2 separate regions of the Homo sapiens genome follow, and region 2 is linked to region 1. A link is a loop called in an ENCODE intact Hi-C map of the cell type or tissue named here. Cell type or tissue: IMR-90. All regions are shown on one strand. Links, peaks and the distances in the headings refer to the core of each region. The heading gives the core; the rest is flanking DNA. Region 1 overlaps LRP1B (LDL receptor related protein 1B). Region 2 overlaps LRP1B (LDL receptor related protein 1B).

Region 1 (5,392 bases), core at 75-5,074:
GGGAACTCAATATCTTCAGAAAAGCACCCGGTGGGATGGTTTTAAACCATTAGAAACTGCCCACATGATCCAGTCACTTCCCAACAGGCCCCACGTCCAACACTGAGGATTACAGTTGGACAGGAGATTTGGCTAGGGACACAGAGCCAAACCATATCATTCAGTAATCATGTATGTTCATTCATTCTGTGGGATGTCAAAAGAGAAGCTACAGATAGACAGAAATATATTGTTTTTAGATTAGAGCTTTAAAATTTTTATTTTAGCAGCAAACTTTTCTTTTCATAATAAATCCTCTTTAAGACCCTAGTTTTGGAAAAAAAGAAAACATAAAATAAATTTCTGATGGAGGCCATGGTTTTAAAAAGGAGATCAGGAATGTCATCATTTTAATCCCCTGCATACATATTCACACACTGATACACTCATATCATACACATATGCACACTCTGAGACACTTCTGCAAAAATGTGAAAGAATATACATAAAAAATTCTCTTAGATGACAAAAAATAAAACACAAGACAAAACCTCCACAGGAAAGCAGTTGATAAAATAAATGCTACAGTTGGACTCAGAAGATCTGGATTTATAAGTTGGTCCTAGTAAATTATAGTTGTATGACTTTAAATATTTATCTAACTATTTTAGTTTCACTTTAAAATTTTCAGATGGAGGTGGTGATACCCACCTACATAGCTGCTGTGAATCCTAAATTGAAAGAGCAAACATAATTTGTAAACTACAAAATAGTATACTATTATGAGCTACCATTTTTACTGTTATCAGGACTTGGACAGTATGATTTTTATTTATTTAATAATAATTTTGTGTTGTGAATATTTGAAAACTATGATAAGAAGACATAGTGAAAGATGCATCTATTGGCTACCAATAGTAGCGTCCATGTTCTTTCAATTAATAAAAGAAAAAAGGGAGCTGAAATATGGTAAATCATGGGATCATAATCTCCGATTGCCTAGATGAGGTAAATGATTCTACCATTAAATTAGAAATATCCTAATCCACAAAGTTAGAAGGATAAAATATTTCTATCTTAGTGCCATGGCGTTTATCCCCTATTGAGTAACTACCATGATTCTCAAGCTGAATGTCAGTTGTAGAAAAATGCTGCTCTTAAAGTCATTTGTGTGTTTGGGAATGTTATGTTTTCAAGGATGAATGCTTATACTGTAAAAAATTAGTCTTCATGGGTATACCATTACAAACCTGAAATAGAAATAAAATGTTATATTTGTGGGCTTTTGTTGACTTTGAAAATGTTAAAAAAAGATTTTAAAAAAGTGAAGATTATGGGAAAACACAGATACTCCAAGAGCTGAAAAACAAATTATGCTGCTAAGCAATATGAAAATCAAGGTGATTTGCCTTCTAATGAATCAAAAAGAATGCAATGGAAAGAGAAAATCTGAAGTAAATCTCTGACTTTACTGTGACTTGGTGATTATAGTACCCTGAAACATAATCTTTTTTTTTTTGCATTTTTAAAAGACAGATATGGAATACAAAAAGACTTTCAAGGGGAACATGCAGTAACTGTAACAGTTTCCTTTATATATATATATATAAAAAAATAAGGCAAAACAAAAACAAAAAGGCCACCGTGACCTGATTAAGAAATACTCATCAGAAGTAGCAATGACTTTGACCCATCCATTTTCAAGAAAAAAAAGAATGCTGTGAACAGACAGAACCCAGAACAGTGAGAACATTCTCCTGATCATTTTCAGAACACAGATATTAGCTGAAAACTACTAGGTAATGAACTTTATACAATGCTTTATTTTTTAAAAAAGTCAGGGGCCTTAGATGATGCATATAAAATTCATGCTTTTTTTTTTTTTCAGTTAGATATGGGAGAAGCAATCCCTGTCAGTGAGACATACTGGTGAAAATGTCCATAGCAAATTGGTCATTGAGTAAGCATTACCAATACAGCCAAGAGAAGAGAAGTGAGATTCCAAGATGAGACTGCATTCAAATTTTACAAAATACGTTTCATGATAGGCTAGGTGGTTATAGGCTCATTTTGCAGAAGATAAACTCAGATTCAGAAAAGTAAATTAATTAATGTAACAAGTCATCAGGATTTGTGTTAGGAAATAGGTAGACATAGTTGCATCTGTGAAGTTATATTTGTCCTTAAGGAGTCTGCAGTGTAGTGGAGAAGACAAAAAAAAAAATCAACAATTACAGAATAGCTCCATAGTTGCCAAGATCAGCATATAGGCAAAATGCTAAAAGCATATAGAAGTGGAACAAGTAGATCTGAGTAGCTTGTCTAGGAAGAGTTCACAGAGTAGGATGACCTCTAAGATAATTTTTAAAATATAAATAAAAGTTTGCTAGATGAAGTGAAATCACAATATGAAATAATTCTAGGAAGCTACAAGTAGCAGATGTGGGGTAGAACAAGGGTAATTAGTCTGGGAAGGGGACAGATGTTTGGAGACAATTCTCCATAAACTTTGCACATTTCTTCATATCTCAATCTTAACAGACAATTTGCTCAGATTTATTTATATTCTTCAATATTAAAGGCTAATATCTCCCTTTCCAAAGACATTACAGTACAGTACAAAGAATGCTCCCTATCCTCCCTGGAGAAGATTTGTTTACATTCCTATTAAGACAATATTTCTCTCCAGAAGGGAGAATGATCAGTGTTTTTTAAATTTTAAATTTTAATTTTTTTGCAGTCTCTTTATAAGATTAGAAATTCCCCCTCCCTCCCAAATAAGAAAGAAAGAAAGAAAGAAAGAAAGAAAGAGAAAGAAAGAAAGAAAGAAGGAAAGAAAGAAAGAAAAGAAACAAAGATTAAGAGTTTCCTGAGCTCATGGCTCCTCAGCTGTGACAGACACACTGTATGTACATCTGCCAATTCCCATCTCCATATCAACCCAATGGGACTTGAGGGGAAAGGAGAATTGAATTGAGCAAGAAGCTCATGCTGTCTCCTGTGCTATGACTAATACTTTTTTAAAATTCATTTGAGCTCATTGTCTCCTTACCAGCCTGATCTAAGGAAGTGTGATGAGTCAGATTAGCAGTTACCATCATACTGCTGCTTAGAAACTACTTGACTACTTGACTGACAGTAGGTAAGGATCAGGGATAGGCAGGAGAGAAGGTAAGAGGCTACACGTTAAACCAGCCATCAATGCACCTCTCACACCAATGCCAAAGCAAAGTTGGCTTTTAGCTACCCACGAATATAGTTAGGTAGAACCCTGAACTTACTATAGGGTTTGTCACGCCTGTAATCCCAGCACTTTGGGAGGCCGAGGCGGACGGATCACGAGGTCAGGAGATCGAGACCATCTTGGCTAACACGGTGAAACTCCGTCTCTACTAAAAATAACAACCAAAAAAATTAGCCCGGCGTGGTGGGCGGCAGCTGTAGTCCCAGCTACTTGGGAGACTGAGGCAGGAGAATGGCCTAAGCCTGGGAGGCGGAGCTTGCAGTGAGCCGAGATGGCACCACTGCACTCCAGCCTGGGCGACGGAGCGAGACTCTGTCTCAAAAAAAAAAAAAAAAAAAAAAAGTTTGTTAGCCAAAAAAGTAGAATCCCTGATTATCTTTAAGTGGTCTACAGACCTTCTTGGCCTTGCCAGGAAACCGGCTAATATTGTCAGATCCTTGTTGATAAAACTGAATCTTACAATTACATTGCTTTGCAAACAAGTTGAGTGGAGACTTGAGGAGCTTTCAAAAATATGTTATCTGGAGTTAGGAAAAGAACAAGATATTGTTCTGGTTTTATTGTGTACTAATAAATCAATTACAGAGTTTTGAAATTTTAACACGCAATATGTCTATTCTAAAAGTTGATGTTGAATTCCTTTAATGTTTCAAATTATATTCAATAAAAAGTATCAGTTTTTCATGTGAAACACATATAGAATACTATGATGACCTCATTCTGGTTAATGAGTTGTTAACATGTGAGATCGATTGTCAGATTTGTTTTGTTTTGTTCTAAGATGACTTACTGAAAATTGTATAAACCCCATTAGTCCAGTTTTATATTTTTAAAAATGTAATTGGGACATATAGTTCTGTTGACATATTTGATTTGATTACATCAGTGTGAAGGTATGCTGGTTATTTATAGTACTAAGTTCAAATTTGTGCAATTCTGGAACAAACATTGTTTAATCTTCAAATATTTATGGATGTTTTAGTAACATAATAATGCCCACAACCCTGAGTTTAAGAGTTGATGATTAGTCATTTTGCTCACTATTCAAAATAGAGAATAACCTCACTTAGCTAAGCTTTTTTTTTTTATCTATAATAGTCAGTTTGTAGAAAAATATTAATAGAATCCAGGTGCAATACCATGAGAGGAATCAAATGCGTTGAGCGTAGAGTAGGTAGACACAAATTCAGAGAGAACCTCCTGTTTCTCTATTCAGCATATTTTGTCAGTATATTAGTTGATTCAGCATGATCTTGTCTTTTCTAATAAAATACTTTAAACAAGCAAGAACTCTCAGAATAACCATATATCCAGATGATATTTGTTCCTTCTCCATCCCGATTCATGATACCTCACTTATCTGGAAGTCAGACTTCTGGTATCCTTACCCTAAGCCTCGAACAGATAGATAGAGAGAGAGATAGTTTTTTTTTTTTTTTTTTTTTTGAGACAGAGTCTCGCTCTGTCACCCAGGCTGGAGCGCAGTGGCGCAATCTTGGCTCACTGCAAGCTCCGCCTCCCAGGTTCACGCCATTCTCCTGCCTCAGCCTCCTGAGTAGCTGGGACTACAGGTGCCCGCCACCACACCCGGCTAATTTTTCGTATTTTTAGTAGAGACAGGGTTTCACTGTGTTGGCCAGGATGGTCTCGATCTCCTGACCTCGGGATCCACCAGCCTCGGCCTCCCTTTTTTTTTTTTTTTTGACGGAGTTTTGCTCTTGTCCCCCAGGCTGGATTACAATGGTGCAATCTCAGCTCACTTTGACCTCCTCTTCCCGGTTTTCAGTGATTCTTCTGCCTCAGCCTCTCCAGTAGCTGAGATTACAGGAGCCTGCCACCATACCCAGCTAATTTTTGTAATTTTAGTGGAGACAGGGTTTCACCATGTTGGCCAGGCTGGTCTCGAACTCCTGACCTCAGGTGATCCACCCACCTCGGCCTCCCAAAGTGTTGTGATTACAGGCATAAGCCACTGTGCCTGGTCAGCCTCAAACATTTTAAAACTATTACAAAACCACCAAAACTAAAGTTTTATATTTTTATGATATGGTCATTGCAATTAGAGTTGAAAATTTCAGAGATTGCTGACATGACCCTTTTGTATTGCTAATAAAGAAGCTAGAACTCAAAAAGGTAGTCATTTAAAGAAGATCACCAGTTAATATGTAA
Region 2 (5,392 bases), core at 237-5,236, 450 kb after region 1:
TTCACCCTTTATTTATTTTTTATGTTCTTGGAGTCAGTTTAAAAGAAAATTTAAATAAGCTTGAAGGAGTCCAGTGGTGAGATATTGACTGTTAGGAGGTTTGAAAGACAAAGCATATGATTCTGGAAAACAAGGTTCAATGTTGAGTAACTCAGGTTACTGCCCTCTTCCCTTTTGTGTTCCGTTGTGAAGGAGCAGAAGAGAGGCACTGGATTTCCAGCCAGAACATATGGGTTCCCGTTCCTGCCCAGTCACTTATACTCTGGGTGTATCAAGTGTATCTTTTTCCCTTAGATTTCAGGTTTCTATTCTATGAATTGGGGATAATAACATCTTCCTCCTTCAGTTGTTTTTAAGGAGATGATATACATGGGAGATAATATGCAACTGATAGGTGAGAATGCTTTGTTATTCCTGTTGATTTTGACCTTTGTAATTGTTTTGTAAATCAAAGGTCATTGTCAAGCCTAAAGGCTAGCAGAAAGGAATTCTTTAGGAGGTTTGTACCTTTAGGTAATATCAAGTCCAGGGAGCACCAATGAGTGCTTCAATGAGAGAGGAGCTCCAATGAGCAGGGAGTGAGCCAAAAGGGAGTTCAACGAGATAAGAGAGAAAAGCCAGGCGATGTCTAAGTCGGCCTCCTGGCCACACCTTCTGACTTTTACTCTTGTCTATGCCTAAGACTCAGAAGTCAATAGATTGGGAAGTATGTTTGTGTCTCTTTTCCTCAATTTTGACTCAGAAATGAAAGGGGCAGAAACCATTTATCTAGAGCAAGGATTCCAAATTGGCCACCCTCATTTATGTGTTTGCTTTATTTTCCACAGTGTTTTAAATTTACTTGAATTAGTTGTCAAAATTTAAAATATTGAGAGATTTTACATAAGACCCTGGATTTCTGCCTTCTTTTGTAAAATAGGGAGATTTGGTAACAACTAGCTGAGTAGTAGCTGTTTCTCTTAGCCTGGAAGTATATTCTCTAGTTTATGTAGTCTACGTTTTACCTATTTCACCCATTACTTCCTGTAATAACAATTGATCATGAAAAAGCCTGCTATGTTTAATAAGACTTACCTTTATTTTTCAATATTTTATTCCTGAGGTACAAGTAGATTGCTGATACTGACCCTACACTTCCCACAAAGTTGCTAGCTCATTATCAGCTAGGGCCTTATCTCCAGTACCAACAACTACTGATGTAAGGGTTTTACCTATCAGACCTAAGTTGTGTCAGCAAGGGAAACTTTCTGAATAAAAGAAAAGTAATATTTTGGAAAAGATTGTAGTCCTAGCATGTATACCAACATGAGAAGAAAAACATGAATAATTCCAAAATTATAAATGACACAGAAAACAAACAAAAAACCAGGTGTATGAAAGTTTAAAAATGGTCTCTCCAAACAAGATAGATTTTGCAGTTGATGCTTCCTTTTCCACTGATATTGTATTGACAATGCTAGGATCAACTTATTTATCTCAGTTTTGTAAATATCCAACCTGAGAGTAAAGAAAGAAAACAAAAACACAAAGGACATACAATCTACAAGTACTATTTAAGTGAAAATACCAAATATGATTTCAGTGTGAAATATCCTCGAAGAGTTGAAAGTTAATACAGAAAGCTAGCCTGAAAGTAGGGGAAAGTCAAAAATGCTTCTGGGGGAGTTGATACCTTCCATCACTAATTGCTGCTATGAAACAGTGAGGCTAATTAAGATAATTACATTGATAATAAAATAATACTTTTTTTTAAAATAGGGTAACAAAATAATGCTTATACAATCATTTCTAGAATAAATGACTAGAGTTTGGATAACTACTAATTCATTAAACTCTAAGTGTTAACTGGAAGGTTGACAGATTTTTGTGTCATGATTTGATAGGCTTTTATTGTTAAAAGTTATTTTATAGAGGTTAATATGATTAAGATATAAAGTTTATATAAACATCATAAAGCACATTTTAAAATATACATTTTTAGATTTAATAATGTAATGTGAATATTAAAATATTTTCAAGTTTATTGGCTATTTTGATAAACAGTTCTGAGGTTAGTTTAATATATTGGACCTTTCACAAGGTAGGCTTAAAACATAGCAACAATAAGCAGACACACACGCACACACACACACACACACACACTTACAGCAAAGCCAAGCCAAGCACAAGAAAAGCAACATTGAAATATAATTTTATTTAAACTCAGCTTACTATCTTAGTGCTATGTACAATATAAACATAAGATTTTCCCCAATTTCTCAAACTATTAATAAAATATATAAGGAAGCTGAGAATCAGCATTGATATGAGCTTCAAAGTAATTTAAACTTCTTTTGAAATTTTTAATTTTAGATAAAATTCACTAATTATTGAGAAATATGATTTATATAAATACTGTTATATTTTCTACTAAATCTTAAGCTTTTTGGTGGCAAGGGAAGTTGTTTTCAGTCTGTAAAATCCTTCTAAGCCTCTTTGAATATATACTTGTGCTAAGTAAATGTTAAACAAATGAATGCATGCATAGAAATGGAATTTGTTTATATGTAACTTACAGGAACTCAAGGATATATTTAAAATGGGAAGTATACAGTAAAGGACAGACAGCTAATGGGAAAACTATGAACTTTGTTTACAATAACAAATGAAAAGAAAGGTTTGCAACTAGCCACTTTTCTCCCTTAACACAGCTGAGAAAACAAACAGGCCCTAACACTAGCCTCACAAAACACATTTACTTCATGTGAGGTTTCTACAGCAATCAAGGTCTTTGTGACCTTTTTTTTTACAGATGCCAATGTGAAGTGTTTTTAATTGACGACTTTGCTTCCCCAGCATAAAATCCACCAACATTCACTTTGGGTTATAAAACATATCTGTCATCATGCCATATTCCTTCAGTCTTCTGGATTTTGACCTGATCTCCCAGGTGACAAACTATTCCAAGATGGTAAATTGAGAGTCTTAGGGAGGAGCTATTTTTCTTTCATTCCATTTTAAGGTAATACACTTATTGCTAAGGTGACCTGAAAGAGACCATGAATCCCGTTTTAAACATTAAGCTTATTATTAGAGAGTAACAAGCACCAGGGTGTGCAGAATCTACAAGGTACTCACTTCAGTTCTTGAACTTTCATTGCCTTTATTTTTACGCTACTGCATGGCATCTTCCTGATCTATTGCTAAAGCTAGTATTTAGTTTTCCTTTGTCATAATAACTGAACTAAAAATTCAGCTTTTAACTAAAACTGAATTTAGTTAAACTAAATTTTTAACTGCCATAAAAATTTCGTTGGTGAAAGTAGAAGTAGTAATTGTGAAGATTAGTGAGACATCTAAATAATATTTTAATCCTATCTAGGAATATTCTTAAATGGAACTAATAAAGGTTTTGTTGGTTTTAGAACTGAATATTACAGATAAGTAACCTCTTTTTTTTTTTTTTAACCAGGATCATTTATTTTTACCTTCTGCTGCTTGATCTGATAGGTGATAACAGCCTTTTTATGCCTATAATGCTACAAGTTGTTCATGTCTTTTGACCCAGTTTAATCCAGACACTTACTAATCCATGAATGGAGGAACTGCAGCATCTGTAGACTGTAGTTTCTTTTTTTAAAAGTTATTGTGACTGAACATTTCCATACATCCTATAAGGAGACATATTAAGTCTTTGTATACTTGAGGATATAATGCAATTATTGAAATGCTAATGCATTTTAACCATCTAAAGAGAAAGTAATAGGAAAAAAATGATTCTGTTAAAATAGCACATTATCAAGTATATGAAGGAGTACCTAGAATGTTATGAAACGATGATCATTGAAATCAGCTCTTAAGATTGTTTTGAACTATGTTATGGCAAGGTTAAGAACACTTCTAGGGTGACTAATTCTATAACATGTTATTTATAAAAAGTGTTGGAATTTCTCACTTAAATCGACAAAATTTTAGTCTCATAGTGATCACCATAGAAGTATACTAACACTGCTAGGTTTAATGAAGAAATGAAGGGATCACTTATTTTAGTGAATCAAAGTGTCCCAAGCCATATTTTTCCCCCACTAGAAAAACGTTTCAGAGTTCACAGTGCCTATTTCTGGTAAATATAAATATAGAGAATACAGAATTACAGTGTCACTGATGGATAGTTGGACTCTCCACAACTATTCAAAGTATAACTGGATAGAAAGTTACAAGGTAGACACCAATTTCCCAATTGTTATACAGGCAAAAGATGATGCATCAGAAGTCTTTGTGTTATCATTGCAGAGTGGGAAGTACAGCCTTATCTACATCTATTGGTGGCTTATCCACAAATACTCAGAGACTGCCTATAACTTCCAAATTCATAGTTTGTTTTCAGGGATTATTTTTTCTTTTCTTTTTCTTTTTTTTTTTTTTTTGGAAACAGAGTTTTGCTCTGTCACCCAGGCTGCAGTACAGTGGCATGATCTCAGCTCACTGCAAACTCTGCCTCCCGGGTTCAAGCAATTCTGTAGTTGGGATTACAGATGCGTGCCACCACGCCCAGCCAATGTTTCTATTTTTAGTAGAGACAGGGTTTCACCATGTTGGCCAGGCTGGTCTCAAACTCCTGACCTCGCATGATCCATCTGCCTCAACCTCCCAAAATGCTAGGATTACAAGCATGAGCCACCACACCTGGCCTCTTATTTTTTTAAGCTTGCAAATCTCTCTACTGGCCCTTGTTTGTGGAGATAACACTACAAATTAGATTGATGCTATCTTCGTGTTCTTTCTATTTAAATATTTTTGTTTTTAATGCTAAGTTTAAAAGCAACTGACAAATAACAACCTGTTGTCTATGAAAGATCTGTGCACTCAAAATTAAATTGAAGTGAGATTTAATTTATTTCATATTCATTATTTTTAAGAAAGGCATTTTACTATTTAAATAGCCTATCAGCTTTATATTAACCTTTGTTCCATTTTCTATTTAACTGGCAACATATTGTATTATTTTGTGATTAATTTTGTTTATAAATAATTTCGTGCTAATATTTTCAGATAATTAATATTTTTATACAAAACAATCTTATCTTTAAACATAAATTTTTTGGGAAAATAGGCCCCAATATTGAAATTTTATAAATGTCCTCTGGTACATTTTTAAAAATTTGTACCTATTTATTTGAGTTGTTTACACTTTTGAACTTTTATTACAGAAATATTAAAGTACACAAACTAGTAGGGATTGTGTAATAAACTCTCTTGTACCCATTATCTAGCTTAAACAATTATCAGTACATTGTCCTCTGGTATATGAATGTTCATTTTTATCCTTTCCCAATGGTCTTATTCACATATTTCATTATCGAACAATAAACAATTTGGATATTGTTTTTCTGAATATGCTTCCACAACCATA

The links. A loop is a pair of places that touch in the nucleus more often than their neighbours do. Peaks named below come from ENCODE experiments on the same cell type or tissue, not always from the same donor. Only the 100,000 strongest peaks of a DNase experiment are listed, where the experiment ranks them.
Region 2: it touches region 1 in a loop (3-fold over the local background); 1 of 110 quality-filtered maps calls a loop at or near these places.

The regions. Positions count from the first base shown.
Region 1 is chr2:141,328,921-141,334,312 of GRCh38, reverse strand. The region is part of intron 3 of LRP1B (LDL receptor related protein 1B); the gene reads left to right. Among named protein-coding and RNA genes, the nearest start is that of MIR7157, 740 kb to the right of the region's middle. In IMR-90, for the core only: no CTCF peak of the experiment used is centred there; DNase peaks (open chromatin) are centred at 3,012 and 4,162; H3K27ac peaks cover 704 bases.
Region 2 is chr2:140,878,004-140,883,395 of GRCh38, reverse strand. The region is part of intron 25 of LRP1B (LDL receptor related protein 1B); the gene reads left to right. Among named protein-coding and RNA genes, the nearest start is that of MIR7157, 290 kb to the right of the region's middle. In IMR-90, for the core only: no CTCF peak of the experiment used is centred there; a DNase peak (open chromatin) is centred at 2,625; H3K27ac peaks cover 2,697 bases.